2 separate regions of the Homo sapiens genome follow, and region 1 is linked to region 2. Evidence: chromatin contacts called from ENCODE Hi-C or POLR2A ChIA-PET data. All regions are on one chromosome and are shown on one strand. Each heading gives the region's core, a stretch centred on a gene start or an enhancer-like site at or near the end of the contact. The rest is flanking DNA. Distances are from core to core; before and after follow the strand shown.

What was found. A loop is a pair of places that touch in the nucleus more often than their neighbours do. ChIA-PET counts read pairs that join two places held with the same protein, here RNA polymerase II (POLR2A). Pooled maps may share reads with other maps.
Region 1: a map of CD8-positive, alpha-beta T cell shows a loop between it and region 2 (10-fold over the local background). The contact joins the promoter of FOSB here to the promoter of ZFP36 in region 2. A Hi-C loop is called at or near these places in 2 of 168 maps with a recorded cell type or tissue (CD8-positive, alpha-beta T cell and naive thymus-derived CD4-positive, alpha-beta T cell) and 3 of 50 pooled maps. POLR2A ChIA-PET finds 5 or more read pairs at or near these places in 1 of 52 experiments (PC-9).

The regions. Positions count from the first base shown.
Region 1 is chr19:45,466,383-45,473,459 of GRCh38, forward strand. FOSB (FosB proto-oncogene, AP-1 transcription factor subunit) reads left to right here and starts at 1,614. Exons shown (of 4, transcript NM_006732.3): 1 at 1,614-2,330; 2 at 4,247-4,567; 3 at 4,812-4,919; 4 at 6,169-7,077. The coding sequence starts at 2,205. The coding sequence ends at 6,630. RefSeq lists a silencer at 1,251-1,530 and enhancers at 1,715-2,616, 3,662-3,711.
Region 2 is chr19:39,405,588-39,412,933 of GRCh38, forward strand. ZFP36 (ZFP36 ring finger protein) reads left to right here and starts at 1,260. Exons shown (of 2, transcript NM_003407.5): 1 at 1,260-1,341; 2 at 2,156-3,820. The coding sequence starts at 1,318. The coding sequence ends at 3,112. It overlaps PLEKHG2 (pleckstrin homology and RhoGEF domain containing G2), which reads left to right and starts at 7,082. Exons shown (of 19, transcript NM_022835.3): 1 at 7,082-7,346. It overlaps MIR4530 (microRNA 4530), which reads right to left and starts at 4,091; the gene lies at 4,036-4,091. TRI-TAT1-1 (tRNA-Ile (anticodon TAT) 1-1) reads right to left here and starts at 6,673; the gene lies at 6,581-6,673. RefSeq lists silencers at 854-1,303, 4,094-4,153, 4,504-4,823, 6,894-7,253 and enhancers at 1,424-1,623, 1,674-2,311, 2,312-2,950, 2,951-3,588, 3,851-4,441 and 3 more.

The DNA of each region.
Region 1 (7,077 bases), core at 364-2,863, 6.1 Mb after region 2:
CAGTAAGAAGGAGATTGTAAAGCTTAGAAAGACCTGACAGGCCAGGCGCTGTGGCTCACGCCTGTAATCTCGACACTTCGGGAGGCCGAGGCAGGCGGATCACCAGGTCAGGAGTTCAAGACCATCCTGACCAATATGGTGAAACCCCGTCTGTACTAAACATATAAAAATTAGCTTGACGTGGTGGCCCGCGCCTGTAGTCCAGCAACTCGAGAGGCTAAGGTGAGGCGGAGGTTGCAGTGAGCCGAGATCGCCACTGCACTCCAGCCTGGCGGCAGAGCAAGACTCCGTCTCAAAAAAAAAAAAAAAAAAAAAAAAAAAAAGACCTGACAAGTGAAAGCTACTAATATTGCCATTATCATTTAAAAAAACCCCAGACACAGGTTTTTCAGGGAGTTTCATCCAACCAGGCAGGTCTCAGAAATCAGAAAAGAAATGGAAAGGGTAGGAAATCTGGAGTTTGACAATTCTGAGTTTGAATTTCTTGTGATGGGATCTTGGGCAAGTCATTTAACCTCCCTGAGTATCATTTTTTTCTTTTATAAAATGAAGATTTTTCTCTCTTAACCTTCCAGAGCTGTTTTAAGGATTACAAATCTTCTACTGAAAGGCGTAGCACAGGAGCTGTGCTTGGCAAGTGCCAAATACAAGGCATTAATTATTATTATTAGAATTAATAATAATATCCCCTCCCTCTTACACATTCTTTGTCTCCGGGTGGATTAAAAGGTGGAAGGAGAGGCTACCAACACCATCAGAAGAGAGGCTTCTCTCTAAGTTTCATTTCCCATCTCCTCCAAATCCGCATCCCTCCCAAACGCCGGACCTGTAAGGCCAGCAGGGTCCAAGACACACATCCTTTGCCCAGCGGGGAAGATTAAAGCTAAAGCTCAGAGAGGGAAAACATTTCCTAAGCTCGCACAGCGAATCAGGACAGAAACCAGGACGAGCCTCGGAATCCCTCCATTACCTCCACTTTCACCTGAGCATCACAGCCCGCTCGGGACTCAGTTTCCCCACCTACGTGACCACACCACACTAATCAGGGTCTCCTTTTGGAGATCTGCTCTTCTTCTCGAATGGGGGCGCTGCACCATCGGTAGAACAGGGTAGGTGGGGGCGCCAGAGGTGAAGGGGACCTGCAGGCTGGGGTCTTCCCCGCCCGGGTCAGCGGGGTCCCTGCGGGGCTAGTCTAAGCGCCTATTATTACCAGCCCCCGGGGCGGCGTTGCACTGCGCAGGCGCGGGCGGGGCGCGGGCGCGCGCGCGAGCGAGCGAGGGATTCCCTCTGACGTCATTGCTAGGATACCAAACAAACACTCCGCCGCGCCGGCCGAGCTCCTTATATGGCTAATTGCGTCACAGGAACTCCGGGAAGGCGGGGCCGGGATCCCCTCCCGCCGAGTGGCCCGGAACGCAACCCCCGAGACCCCCAGGGCCCCGAGGGTCATGCAAGTGACCAGATCGAGTCTAGAACAGACCTCTTGCTGGACAGTGCGGGACTCGATTTGGCGGGGCCGGAGATTTGGGGAAGTTTGTCCAGCAAGGGGCGGGTGACGTAAGCAGGGGGGCGGGTCCCGGGCATATAAATACAGGCTGGCGGGTCTGTGCTTCATTCATAAGACTCAGAGCTACGGCCACGGCAGGGACACGCGGAACCAAGACTTGGAAACTTGATTGTTGTGGTTCTTCTTGGGGGTTATGAAATTTCATTAATCTTTTTTTTTCCGGGGAGAAAGTTTTTGGAAAGATTCTTCCAGATATTTCTTCATTTTCTTTTGGAGGACCGACTTACTTTTTTTGGTCTTCTTTATTACTCCCCTCCCCCCGTGGGACCCGCCGGACGCGTGGAGGAGACCGTAGCTGAAGCTGATTCTGTACAGCGGGACAGCGCTTTCTGCCCCTGGGGGAGCAACCCCTCCCTCGCCCCTGGGTCCTACGGAGCCTGCACTTTCAAGAGGTACAGCGGCATCCTGTGGGGGCCTGGGCACCGCAGGAAGACTGCACAGAAACTTTGCCATTGTTGGAACGGGACGTTGCTCCTTCCCCGAGCTTCCCCGGACAGCGTACTTTGAGGACTCGCTCAGCTCACCGGGGACTCCCACGGCTCACCCCGGACTTGCACCTTACTTCCCCAACCCGGCCATAGCCTTGGCTTCCCGGCGACCTCAGCGTGGTCACAGGGGCCCCCCTGTGCCCAGGGAAATGTTTCAGGCTTTCCCCGGAGACTACGACTCCGGCTCCCGGTGCAGCTCCTCACCCTCTGCCGAGTCTCAATATCTGTCTTCGGTGGACTCCTTCGGCAGTCCACCCACCGCCGCCGCCTCCCAGGTAAGTTTTTGATAGTAGGGGTGCTGCTTTGTAGGTTTTATTTTTTAAGTCAAGGGTGAAAAGAATAAACCCCAACCCCCACAAAAAGGCGCATCAGAACCCTAGATCTGAGATGGAAAAGGCTCACAGCGCACTTTGCAAACTGCAAAGAGTCGGGAGATGTTTGCAATTGGTTGCGTGCGTGGAGCGCAAGGAGGGAACGCGGCAGGGAGGGTAGGCTTTGGGGCGAGGTGGGGGTGGGGTGGGTAATGCGCTGCTCAATGCAACGTGTATGCGGTAGCGGGGCTGAGAACTTTGAGCCGGCCCCGGGACTGCCCCCTGCTCGGGTCCCAGACCTGAAGCTAGCGCAGTTAGGCAGGTGGGGGAAATCCCGGGGAAGCTTCCAGCAGTCTCTTTTCCTTTCCTCCTCCTTCGGAGCGCCCACTTCGGTGCCGGGTCGCCCTCCACCCATCGGGAAGAGGGGCCTCGAACCCTCAGCCGCGCTGCCTCCGCCTCCTGCGCGGAGACGTAACGGGGGACCCGTGCGTAACGGCTGACGCGCTGGAATCCTCCGTCTGACGCGGGGCACGCACGGCGCGCGGCGCCCCCTTCGTCCGCCCCGCCCCTGACGTCCCGGGAGCGTTCTATTTTGGAACGCCGGGGCCACGTTGCTAAGGGAGGGGGCAGCCCGGCGTTTCGATTGGCCGCCGGGGCGCACGCCTTGGCCAATCAGCTTTCCCTTCCTATTTGTAGGGTGCATTTTCCTTCCCCCCTCTCTGTCCCCGGAACCCGTGGTTCCTTGGCGGCTGGGTCTCTTTTCGGCGCCTCTAGAGGCAGAGGGAGGGGATCCCTGTCGTGACAAGAGCGCCTGTCTGCGACCCAATGGATCTGCGAGGCCCTTGCGGGGATCTAGTCCCTGGGCTCTCAGGAGAAGGGGGTGTCTGCTTGTGTGCTGGCGTTTCTTGGAGAGATACGGTGGCTGTCACCCTCTTCTCCAGGCACACACAGACACATTCCCACTCCCTCTGCTCCTCATGCCCGGTTCCTCCGGTGTGTCCCAAGACAGGACTAGAACCGCGAACCGAAGGGCAACCAGCCAGGTGGTCTCCAGGAGCTCCGCCCCCTCTGGGTTCCCAGGACTCTGATTGGTCGGCGAGCCAGCCCTTCCCTCACCACGCCCCCCGAGAGAGTAGTTAAGCCTTCAGAGCAGTTCCAGGAGTCCATTTACGGGAGGGGGGAGATGAGCGCTGCTGAGGCTTGGGGGCTCAGGTCCCGCACCATTCCCCCTCCGCGACAATCTGAGAGAGCTCCAGTGGTTACTTTTATCTACCTGTCCGTTCACCCTAAACTGTCACTCGTCAGTCTCACTCTGAGAAGAGACAGTAACTTGAAACGTTGTTCTAAACTCCTAGGCCCGTCCCCCAAACACCCTTTTGACTGGGACCCCCGCCCCTGCATGGGACCTCGCGCAGAGGGGGGTGTGTATGTGTGTGAGTGTAGAGGAAGGCTTGGCCTAAGGCCTCTCCTTCTCCCTCCCCTTGCCTCTGGGGTGGGGGTGGGGTGTTGTGGCTGTGTGTGTGGCTGTGGCTCCGTCCCGGGGGTTCTGTCACCCGGCTGTGTCCAGCCTCCTCTCCACCCCCCATACCTAAGAGTCACCAACCCGGGGTGTGATTCACCACCCGCTGGAACCGTGCAACCTTTCCCCGAGGAAGAAGGAGGAGGTAGAAGCCAGTTGAGCAGAAATCCTCTCATTAACCACTGCGTCACGGTGTAGTGGAAGGGTGGGTGTTGTGGCTTTTTCCCTGTGACACACACATCCACACTCGCTCACCCTGTGCTCACTCACGGGGTCGGTGTGTGTTATGTGTGTTGGGTGTGTGTGTGTCGGTGTCTTTGTTTGTGTGTCTACGCCTGTGTGTGTATGTGTCACCCCGTAGGAGTGCGCCGGTCTCGGGGAAATGCCCGGTTCCTTCGTGCCCACGGTCACCGCGATCACAACCAGCCAGGACCTCCAGTGGCTTGTGCAACCCACCCTCATCTCTTCCATGGCCCAGTCCCAGGGGCAGCCACTGGCCTCCCAGCCCCCGGTCGTCGACCCCTACGACATGCCGGGAACCAGCTACTCCACACCAGGCATGAGTGGCTACAGCAGTGGCGGAGCGAGTGGCAGTGGTGGGCCTTCCACCAGCGGAACTACCAGTGGGCCTGGGCCTGCCCGCCCAGCCCGAGCCCGGCCTAGGAGACCCCGAGAGGAGACGGTGAGTAAGGGACATCAGAACTTGGCCTGGGTAGGGGGAAGCAAGAGAGGCAGGAAGTTTCTTATGAATGGAGGGGGGCTCCACTAAGGCCTCAGTGTTACAGAAACCCCAAGATCCTTGCTACACGAGCGAGGACCGGAGGCTTGTTTTTTGGCTCTTGGGGGTTCTGAAAGAAGTAGAGGTTCGGGATGGGTGGAGGAGTGCTGTATCCCCAAATCTCATGGCCTCTATCTCCCTGACTCAGCTCACCCCAGAGGAAGAGGAGAAGCGAAGGGTGCGCCGGGAACGAAATAAACTAGCAGCAGCTAAATGCAGGAACCGGCGGAGGGAGCTGACCGACCGACTCCAGGCGGTGAGGACAGGCCCTGGGGTGGGAGAGGGGATGTTGAGGGGAGCTCTCTCCCCATTCTCTGCCCCCTCTCCACCTGTACCCTTATCCTGGGTTGAGAACTAGACGTTCCACACATGGAACTAGGTACTGCTGTGGCCAGACTGGGTAGCCCAGGGCACAAACACAGACCCCCATGGACTTAAGTCAACTCCTGGTCCCCCCCCCATTTCCTGACCCCACGGACTACTCTCCTAGCCTTCATTTCATCCCAAGGGGCCACATGGGGCCCTTGAGGAGAGGGGCGCCCCCATCATTTCTCCCATCTGGTCTTCAGCAAGTAACAACCCATTTTGCCTCAGTTTCTCCATCTCTGCAAACCCTCATCAAATCTCCCGGGCTCTTTCTACCCTTAACACTCTGGAAAGCCTGTGAAATGAAATTATTCCACCTCCTGCCCTAGCCACCCACAGCTCTCCTGGTGCTGGTGGCATCCCCCAAAACCCACTCCCTTCCTACGTCCTCCCTTGGTCTGAGAGTTCCCTGCTGTATGCCTGCAGGGTGAGCTGTTACTCCTTGAGGGAACAAGGGAATTGTCAACTTTCCTTCTCTACTTTTTCTCTTCCCCGGGAGGTAGAGAGGGAGGGGTAATAGAAGGGAACACATTAAAAACACATAACAGTGGCTCATGCCTGTGATCCCAGCACTTTGAGAGGCCAAGGCAGGAGGATTGCTTGAGCCCAGGAGTTTGAGACCAGCCTGGGAAACATAGGGAGGACTTGTCTCTACCAAGAAAAAAAAAAATTAGTTGGGCATGGTGGTGCACACCACTGTGGTCCCAGCTACTATGGAGGCTTTAGTGGGAGGATCGCTTGAGCCGAGGAGGTCCAGGCTGCAGTGAGCCATGATTGCACTATTGCACTCCAGCCTGGGGGACAGAGCGAGACTCTGGCTCAAAAGCAAAACAAAACCAACCACATAACGATTGTTCATTCATTCAACAAACCTCCTGCACACCAGAAACTTCCCCATAAACCTGGCCCCTTCTGTACCATCCTTTGGACAGATGGGGGAAACTGAGGTTCCTGGAAGGCAAGACCCTTGCCCCAACTCCCATGGCCACCAGGACTCCATCTCAGGAGGTGTTTTTTCTCAGCCCGGGGCTGCCTTCCAGCAGCAAGTCCAAGGGAGCCATGACCCGAGTTTCCCGGTCACTGACATGCTTTTTTCTCCTTCCTCTCTCTCTTCTGTGACCTGGCCTCCCTGGCCTCAGGAGACAGATCAGTTGGAGGAAGAAAAAGCAGAGCTGGAGTCGGAGATCGCCGAGCTCCAAAAGGAGAAGGAACGTCTGGAGTTTGTGCTGGTGGCCCACAAACCGGGCTGCAAGATCCCCTACGAAGAGGGGCCCGGGCCGGGCCCGCTGGCGGAGGTGAGAGATTTGCCGGGCTCAGCACCGGCTAAGGAAGATGGCTTCAGCTGGCTGCTGCCGCCCCCGCCACCACCGCCCCTGCCCTTCCAGACCAGCCAAGACGCACCCCCCAACCTGACGGCTTCTCTCTTTACACACAGTGAAGTTCAAGTCCTCGGCGACCCCTTCCCCGTTGTTAACCCTTCGTACACTTCTTCGTTTGTCCTCACCTGCCCGGAGGTCTCCGCGTTCGCCGGCGCCCAACGCACCAGCGGCAGTGACCAGCCTTCCGATCCCCTGAACTCGCCCTCCCTCCTCGCTCTGTGAACTCTTTAGACACACAAAACAAACAAACACATGGGGGAGAGAGACTTGGAAGAGGAGGAGGAGGAGGAGAAGGAGGAGAGAGAGGGGAAGAGACAAAGTGGGTGTGTGGCCTCCCTGGCTCCTCCGTCTGACCCTCTGCGGCCACTGCGCCACTGCCATCGGACAGGAGGATTCCTTGTGTTTTGTCCTGCCTCTTGTTTCTGTGCCCCGGCGAGGCCGGAGAGCTGGTGACTTTGGGGACAGGGGGTGGGAAGGGGATGGACACCCCCAGCTGACTGTTGGCTCTCTGACGTCAACCCAAGCTCTGGGGATGGGTGGGGAGGGGGGCGGGTGACGCCCACCTTCGGGCAGTCCTGTGTGAGGATTAAGGGACGGGGGTGGGAGGTAGGCTGTGGGGTGGGCTGGAGTCCTCTCCAGAGAGGCTCAACAAGGAAAAATGCCACTCCC
Region 2 (7,346 bases), core at 10-2,509:
GAACTCAGCCCAGGTGAGTTCTCCTTAACTCAGCCTAGAAGAGATCATCCGCCCGAGGGTGAGGGGGCTAGAGCCGCCCTGTGAATTGGGAAAGGAGGCCCCTTTTCAGCCTTGCCAGGTATCCTGGACCCCACCCAACCCACTCACTCACCCACCCAACCCCAGCAAGTGGGGAGAGGGAGAGCAGTCCAGGTCTCCTTATCTGTCTGGGCTGTTTAGGAGTGAGACCACACAAGGCAGGCAGTTCTCAGAGAATTCCCCTCCAAGGCCTGCTGGCTCTTTCTTGGCACTTTGCTCTGCAGATTTCTTTCCGTAAGTGCTTATTTCTCACAGTCTTTCTCCTTTTTGTCCAGTTTCTTTTTCTTTTTAATTTTTTTAAATAGTATTTTTTGTAGACATGGGATCTCACTGTTGCCCAGGCTGATCTTGAACTCCTGATCTCAGGTAATCCACCTGCCTCATCCTCTGAAAGTACTGGGATTGGCCGGGCTTGGTGGCTCACACCTGTAATTCCAGCTCTTTGGGAGGCGGAGGTGGGAGGATCGCTTGAGCCCCGGAGCTGGAGATTAGCCTGGGCAACATAGGGAAACCCCGTCTTTCAAAAAAAAAAAAAAAGAAGAAGAAAAAGGAAAGAAAAACACAAAAAGTGCTGGGATCACAGGTGTGAGCCACTGCGCTCAGCCCCTTTCTGTTTCTTTTTGTGATCCTCCCAACCCTCTTCTCCCTCTGAATCTGTCTCTGGGACTGTCTCTGTCTCCCCGTCTTCCCTCCCTTCCTCACCCTGTCTATCTCTCTCTGTATGTCTCTTGGTGTGTGTGTCTCTCTCGATGTTTTTCTCTCTGCCTGTCTGCCTGTCTGTACCCCTCTGCGTCTCTCCCCGCCCCCATCCGTCTGTGTCGCACGCGCACCCCCATCGGGCTTCTGCTCTTGTCAATTGCCCCTGGGGCCCTGCCCCCACCTCCGCCCCAGTTTCCTTCTACAAGCCTCAGTCTCCAGCTTTGAAAACTGGGCAGGCGTCCCCCCATCCGCACCCCCACCCCTTCCCCACGCATTCCCCGCTCGGTCACGGCTGTCCACCGGCCAAGCTCAGGCGCGTCCTGGCCCAGGGCCGGGCGGAAGGGAACCAGTCCAGGGCCAGCCAGGCTGCGCCGGGGGCGCGCGTCCGGGAAGCGCCCCTCCTGCCCCGCCCCCGGCCCCGGCCCCGGCCCCGCCCCGTGCTTGCAGTTTCCTATAAGTAGCCGGCTCTCGGTGCCAGCCTCAGCCTGACTTCAGCGCTCCCACTCTCGGCCGACACCCCTCATGGCCAACCGTTACACCATGGATCTGACTGCCATCTACGAGGTGAGTCCCCGCCGCACGGCATCCCCGGTACCTGCATGCCTGAGTCCGAGTCCCCACCTCTCTAGCGCCGCAAACTCCAGCCCGGGACGCTTGCCTCCCTTCTCCAACTGGGGCTCCCTAGCGCCGCGCCCTCCAGCCTGGGGCCCCTGCCTCCCGCTCAGACCAGCTTGGTGATTTGGAGGTGAAAATGGAACCCGCGACACCCGGCTCTTCGCTCAAACATGGGTGGGGCGGCCCATGCAAGTGGAAAGTCGGAGAACTTTTCTCAGACCGAGGCTGCCTGGAGGCGGAAGTGGCCCCCATACCTGGCTCACCCCTAGTCGTTGCTGAGGGCGTGGTTTTGCGCGGAGGCGTCTCTGGGGCTGAAGTCTCAGGGTGGGGGGATCCGACTTCTGTCTCTCCAGTCCCTGACCGTAGAGACAGAGAACCCTAAAACCGAAGCAATCCGGACTTCCAGGTCAACTTTGCCCGGTTTCTCCAGTTGTGAAACTGGAGATCCCGACGCGTGGGTCATATCCGGGGAGGACAAGAGACCCAAAATTGGGAAACAGTGGTGCGCCCTGACTTCGGGGTCCCCCTCTTGGTCCAGCCGGGGAAGCCGGGATTCCTGGGTCCCTCGGGATAAGGCCTCGGTGGTGGGTAAACTCAGAACCTCCAACTCTGGGTTCCTGGCATCCGGAACCCAGGGGTTTCTGCGGGCGGGTGGGGCTCAGGCGGGGAGCCCACAAACCGGCCTGGCAAGCTCTAGTTCCCTGCAGCTGGGGTGGGGCGTCGCCCTGCATTTTCAGGTGCCTTAACCGACCCATTTCCGCAGAGCCTCCTGTCGCTGAGCCCTGACGTGCCCGTGCCATCCGACCATGGAGGGACTGAGTCCAGCCCAGGCTGGGGCTCCTCGGGACCCTGGAGCCTGAGCCCCTCCGACTCCAGCCCGTCTGGGGTCACCTCCCGCCTGCCTGGCCGCTCCACCAGCCTAGTGGAGGGCCGCAGCTGTGGCTGGGTGCCCCCACCCCCTGGCTTCGCACCGCTGGCTCCCCGCCTGGGCCCTGAGCTGTCACCCTCACCCACTTCGCCCACTGCAACCTCCACCACCCCCTCGCGCTACAAGACTGAGCTATGTCGGACCTTCTCAGAGAGTGGGCGCTGCCGCTACGGGGCCAAGTGCCAGTTTGCCCATGGCCTGGGCGAGCTGCGCCAGGCCAATCGCCACCCCAAATACAAGACGGAACTCTGTCACAAGTTCTACCTCCAGGGCCGCTGCCCCTACGGCTCTCGCTGCCACTTCATCCACAACCCTAGCGAAGACCTGGCGGCCCCGGGCCACCCTCCTGTGCTTCGCCAGAGCATCAGCTTCTCCGGCCTGCCCTCTGGCCGCCGGACCTCACCACCACCACCAGGCCTGGCCGGCCCTTCCCTGTCCTCCAGCTCCTTCTCGCCCTCCAGCTCCCCACCACCACCTGGGGACCTTCCACTGTCACCCTCTGCCTTCTCTGCTGCCCCTGGCACCCCCCTGGCTCGAAGAGACCCCACCCCAGTCTGTTGCCCCTCCTGCCGAAGGGCCACTCCTATCAGCGTCTGGGGGCCCTTGGGTGGCCTGGTTCGGACCCCCTCTGTACAGTCCCTGGGATCCGACCCTGATGAATATGCCAGCAGCGGCAGCAGCCTGGGGGGCTCTGACTCTCCCGTCTTCGAGGCGGGAGTTTTTGCACCACCCCAGCCCGTGGCAGCCCCCCGGCGACTCCCCATCTTCAATCGCATCTCTGTTTCTGAGTGACAAAGTGACTGCCCGGTCAGATCAGCTGGATCTCAGCGGGGAGCCACGTCTCTTGCACTGTGGTCTCTGCATGGACCCCAGGGCTGTGGGGACTTGGGGGACAGTAATCAAGTAATCCCCTTTTCCAGAATGCATTAACCCACTCCCCTGACCTCACGCTGGGGCAGGTCCCCAAGTGTGCAAGCTCAGTATTCATGATGGTGGGGGATGGAGTGTCTTCCGAGGTTCTTGGGGGAAAAAAAATTGTAGCATATTTAAGGGAGGCAATGAACCCTCTCCCCCACCTCTTCCCTGCCCAAATCTGTCTCCTAGAATCTTATGTGCTGTGAATAATAGGCCTTCACTGCCCCTCCAGTTTTTATAGACCTGAGGTTCCAGTGTCTCCTGGTAACTGGAACCTCTCCTGAGGGGGAATCCTGGTGCTCAAATTACCCTCCAAAAGCAAGTAGCCAAAGCCGTTGCCAAACCCCACCCATAAATCAATGGGCCCTTTATTTATGACGACTTTATTTATTCTAATATGATTTTATAGTATTTATATATATTGGGTCGTCTGCTTCCCTTGTATTTTTCTTCCTTTTTTTGTAATATTGAAAACGACGATATAATTATTATAAGTAGACTATAATATATTTAGTAATATATATTATTACCTTAAAAGTCTATTTTTGTGTTTTGGGCATTTTTAAATAAACAATCTGAGTGTAAGCTGGGATCCTGGCTTCTTCGCGGTCTAGAGACAGGAATGGAGAGGGAGGGGGTGACTTTTTGGAAGCTGGGTGCAGTTAACTCTTCCTCTCCGAGCCCCGCGGCGCTTACCTGGCAGGAAGTGACGTCACCGGGCCTGGCCGTTCACCTGAAAGGGTGGGACCAGGTGAGGTCACCAGATGGGAACCGGGGGAGCCAGTTCCCGGGCGTCGGGGGCGCCGCGCTCCCGTCCTGCTGGGCTCCTTGACCCAGCTTCGGGCGGGTGCGGTCGGGGACGGGATGTTTCCGTCCCCACGGGGCCGCGGGAGGCGGGAGGGGCCGGGTGGGGAGGACGGAATGTGCTGGGGCGCGCGCCCAGAGCGAGCGGGGGCGGGCGCGGGGCGGGGCAGCCTGGGGTAGCGGAACCCGTTTCGGGACTAGAGGTTCCGGGGGGGCTTCGACACCTTCTGGATGTTGGGGAAGCGGGTTTAGGGTCTCAAGAGGCTAGGATCTCAACATTTGGGAGTCACAGGTTGCATCCCCTAGCGCTTTAGACTCTAGACCCCTGGTGGCTCGGAGTTGCAGATTTCTGGCCACCCGGGACCCTGGAGCCCGGGAATTACCGGGTCTTGGCATTTCCGAACCTTGGAAGTCCGAGGCTTCGCACACCGACCAGGGTCGGCCCCGCGAGGCCAGGGCGTGTGGGTAGGGGCCGCGCGTCTAGGAGGGGCCCCGGGGGAGCCGCGTCTTCAGACCATACAAGGCCAGCGTCGTCGGGACCAACCCCGGGGCCCCGCGCCCGGAAGCCGCCCTGCGTCAGCGCCTGCGGCTCGGCCCTGCCGCCCAGCCTTCGCCCCCTGCGACCCCTCTTTTTTCTCCTTGCCCCGCACTCCTCCCTCCTCCCTCTCACTTCCCTCTTCTCTCCTTTCCCTACCCTCACCCTTCCTCCTCTTTTTCACTTCCTCCTCTGCACCCTTCTGCCCCGCCCTACACCCTTTGCCTTCTGTTCTTCTCTCCCCCTCCAATTTGTCCCCTCCCTCATTACTCCTCTCCCACTTCCAGCCTCCCCATCCTGCCGTCTCTTACCCCCTTTCTCCTCCTTCCCGTCTCCCTTCTCTCCCTTTTTCCGTCCTTCTTTCCCTCTCCACCCTTTCCTTGCCCTCCCACTCCCCATTGTCCTCTTCCCCTCCTCCCCCTAGCCTTACTCCTTCTCCTCTTCTCTCTCCCTCTGAAGCCCCTTTCCCTCCTCTCCCTTCTCTCTACCCTCCTCAAGCCTCCCTCCTGCTCTCAGGCCTCCTTGGCCCACTCCCCTTGCTCACTGACATTTGGTCTCCTCTTCCAGGAAACTGCTTCCCTTGTGGGAAAGGGCTCAGGCCCTAATAAGTAGAAGAGGATCAGGCGAGAGGGAGTCAGAACCCCTGAGATGCAAAGGCAGCAGAGGGGCAGAGACCAAGAGCAAGCAGTGAAGAGACATTTGCAGAAACAGTCTTGGAGACTGAAAGAACAACATCTCTGGTCCTTCCTTTAGCCAGATCTGATTCTCTGCCCCTTCCCCAAAAAATCCCTCATATAAGAAAACGGCACTTCTCACCATCTACCAGGGCTTAAGCCAGACACCCAGGAGTATCCCTTGACACCTTGTTCTCAAATCCACACCCCAGTCCAACAGCAATCCTGTCTGATCCACCTGCAAAATAGATCCACTATCCACCTGCCCCCACCATGACCCCCACCCTGGTCCTAGCCAACATCGTCTGCCATTTGCATCTTCATAGCAGCCCCAGCCCCAGTCTCTGCTCTAGCCCCTGCCTTCAGTCTCTCCTTTCTCCACTCCCCCACGAGACAACCAAAGGAAGCCTGTTATGAGACCTGAGTCAGGTCACATAAAAGTCAAAGTCCGAAGTCCTCCCCACAGCCCACACAATCTGGCACCCATCGCTTACCCTCCCCCTTGGCCACTCTGCTCCAGCCACACTGGCCTCCTAGCTGCTCTACCAAGTCTGGTCTGCTTCATCCATAGGAGCTTTGCACTAGCTGTTCCCTCTGCCTGAACACTCCCCTGGTGTCCCCATGGCTCACTCCCCTCCTTCATGTCTCTGCTCAAAAGTTGCCTTCTCTGTGAGATCCTCCCTGACCACTGCTGTTGCAATCCACACCCCACCTCCAACTACCCCATCCTCCCTACCTTGCTCGACTTTTTCCATGACATTTATCATCACCACCTAACATTAAAATGTACTTAATTCTTATGTTGACAGCAATCTGCCTCCCCACTAGAATGTCGCGTCCTCAGGGGCAGGGACTACTTGTTCACTGCTGTATTACACACAGCTAAAGGAAGCCAGGCATAGTGAATGTTCAATATTTATTGAAAAAACAAGTCGACTCAAAAACATAGTTTTCCTTTTCAACAGAGGTCGAAAACTCCAAGACAGATAGCTATGTTCATCTGTAAAGGAGGCATTAAAAAGACAGAGAAATACAGAGGAGGCAGAGTCATATACAGTTTGCCGAGGACCCACATCTCTACAGAAGTCAAACTGTTTGCACACAATTCCATGCCCAGAGCATCTAATAAGAGACGATACCCCCACCTGGTGGCTGGGACGGAAACGGCACCTCCCTACAATACAGAACACCCAAAGGACCGTCGCCAAAGCCCTAGGAGTCTTTTGAGCCCAATAATTCAAAAGATAGAAACGTTCATTCATCTAAGTGATGTAGATGTTTTGGTTGGTTTATTAGATGTGTAAGTTTATAAAAACTGATGGGGAAAAAAAGTGCTCCAGGTGAGGATCGAACTCACAACCTCGGCATTGCTCCGCTCGCACTGTCATATAAGTACCGCGCGCTAACCGATTGCGCCACTGGAGCTCCGGCCGCACCCCTGCGCCGGGGTCTTCTTCAGTGGTTCATAGCCACGTGACCTCACCGGAGGGCCCCGCCTTGTGTTATATATGCAAATTAAACATTTTGCATTGACCAATAGGAGACAGTGCATTGCCAGTTCCGGATTCTCACGCCTCGCGGCCCTTGCTGTAAAAGGGAAAAGTCCGCGAGGCGTTTGGAATGTAGGGGTGTCGCCTACCAGAAGGACACGCCTCCTCATGAATATTCAAAACAAGGGGTGGGGTCTTAACCCTTCGCTGGCGGGTCGGCCGGAAGGCAGCCCCTCCCCCCCCCGCAGGCGGGAACAGGATGTGAGCCCCGGCGACAGCGGGGGAGGGGAAGCCCCGGGCGACCGCCCCCCGCCTCACAGCTGGGATCGGACTCTCCCGCCCCAGATGTGGCGCCGCCGCCGTCACACGAGCCCCGTGACACCCAGCCGGGAGCCCGAGGGGTCCAGAGGCTCGGACCCGGGCGTCCGGAATTTCTGCACCGCATCCTGAGAGACCCCGAGGTCCAGACCCCGGCGCCCAGGCTGGAGGACTTGAGCCATCCAGGTGCGCAGCGCCCCCTCCTGGAGCAGCCGGGAGCCCGGACGTCACCCCGCGAGACCCTGGAGGCCGAGCGCCCCGTATCCCCGTTTCAAGAACTCAGGATCCAG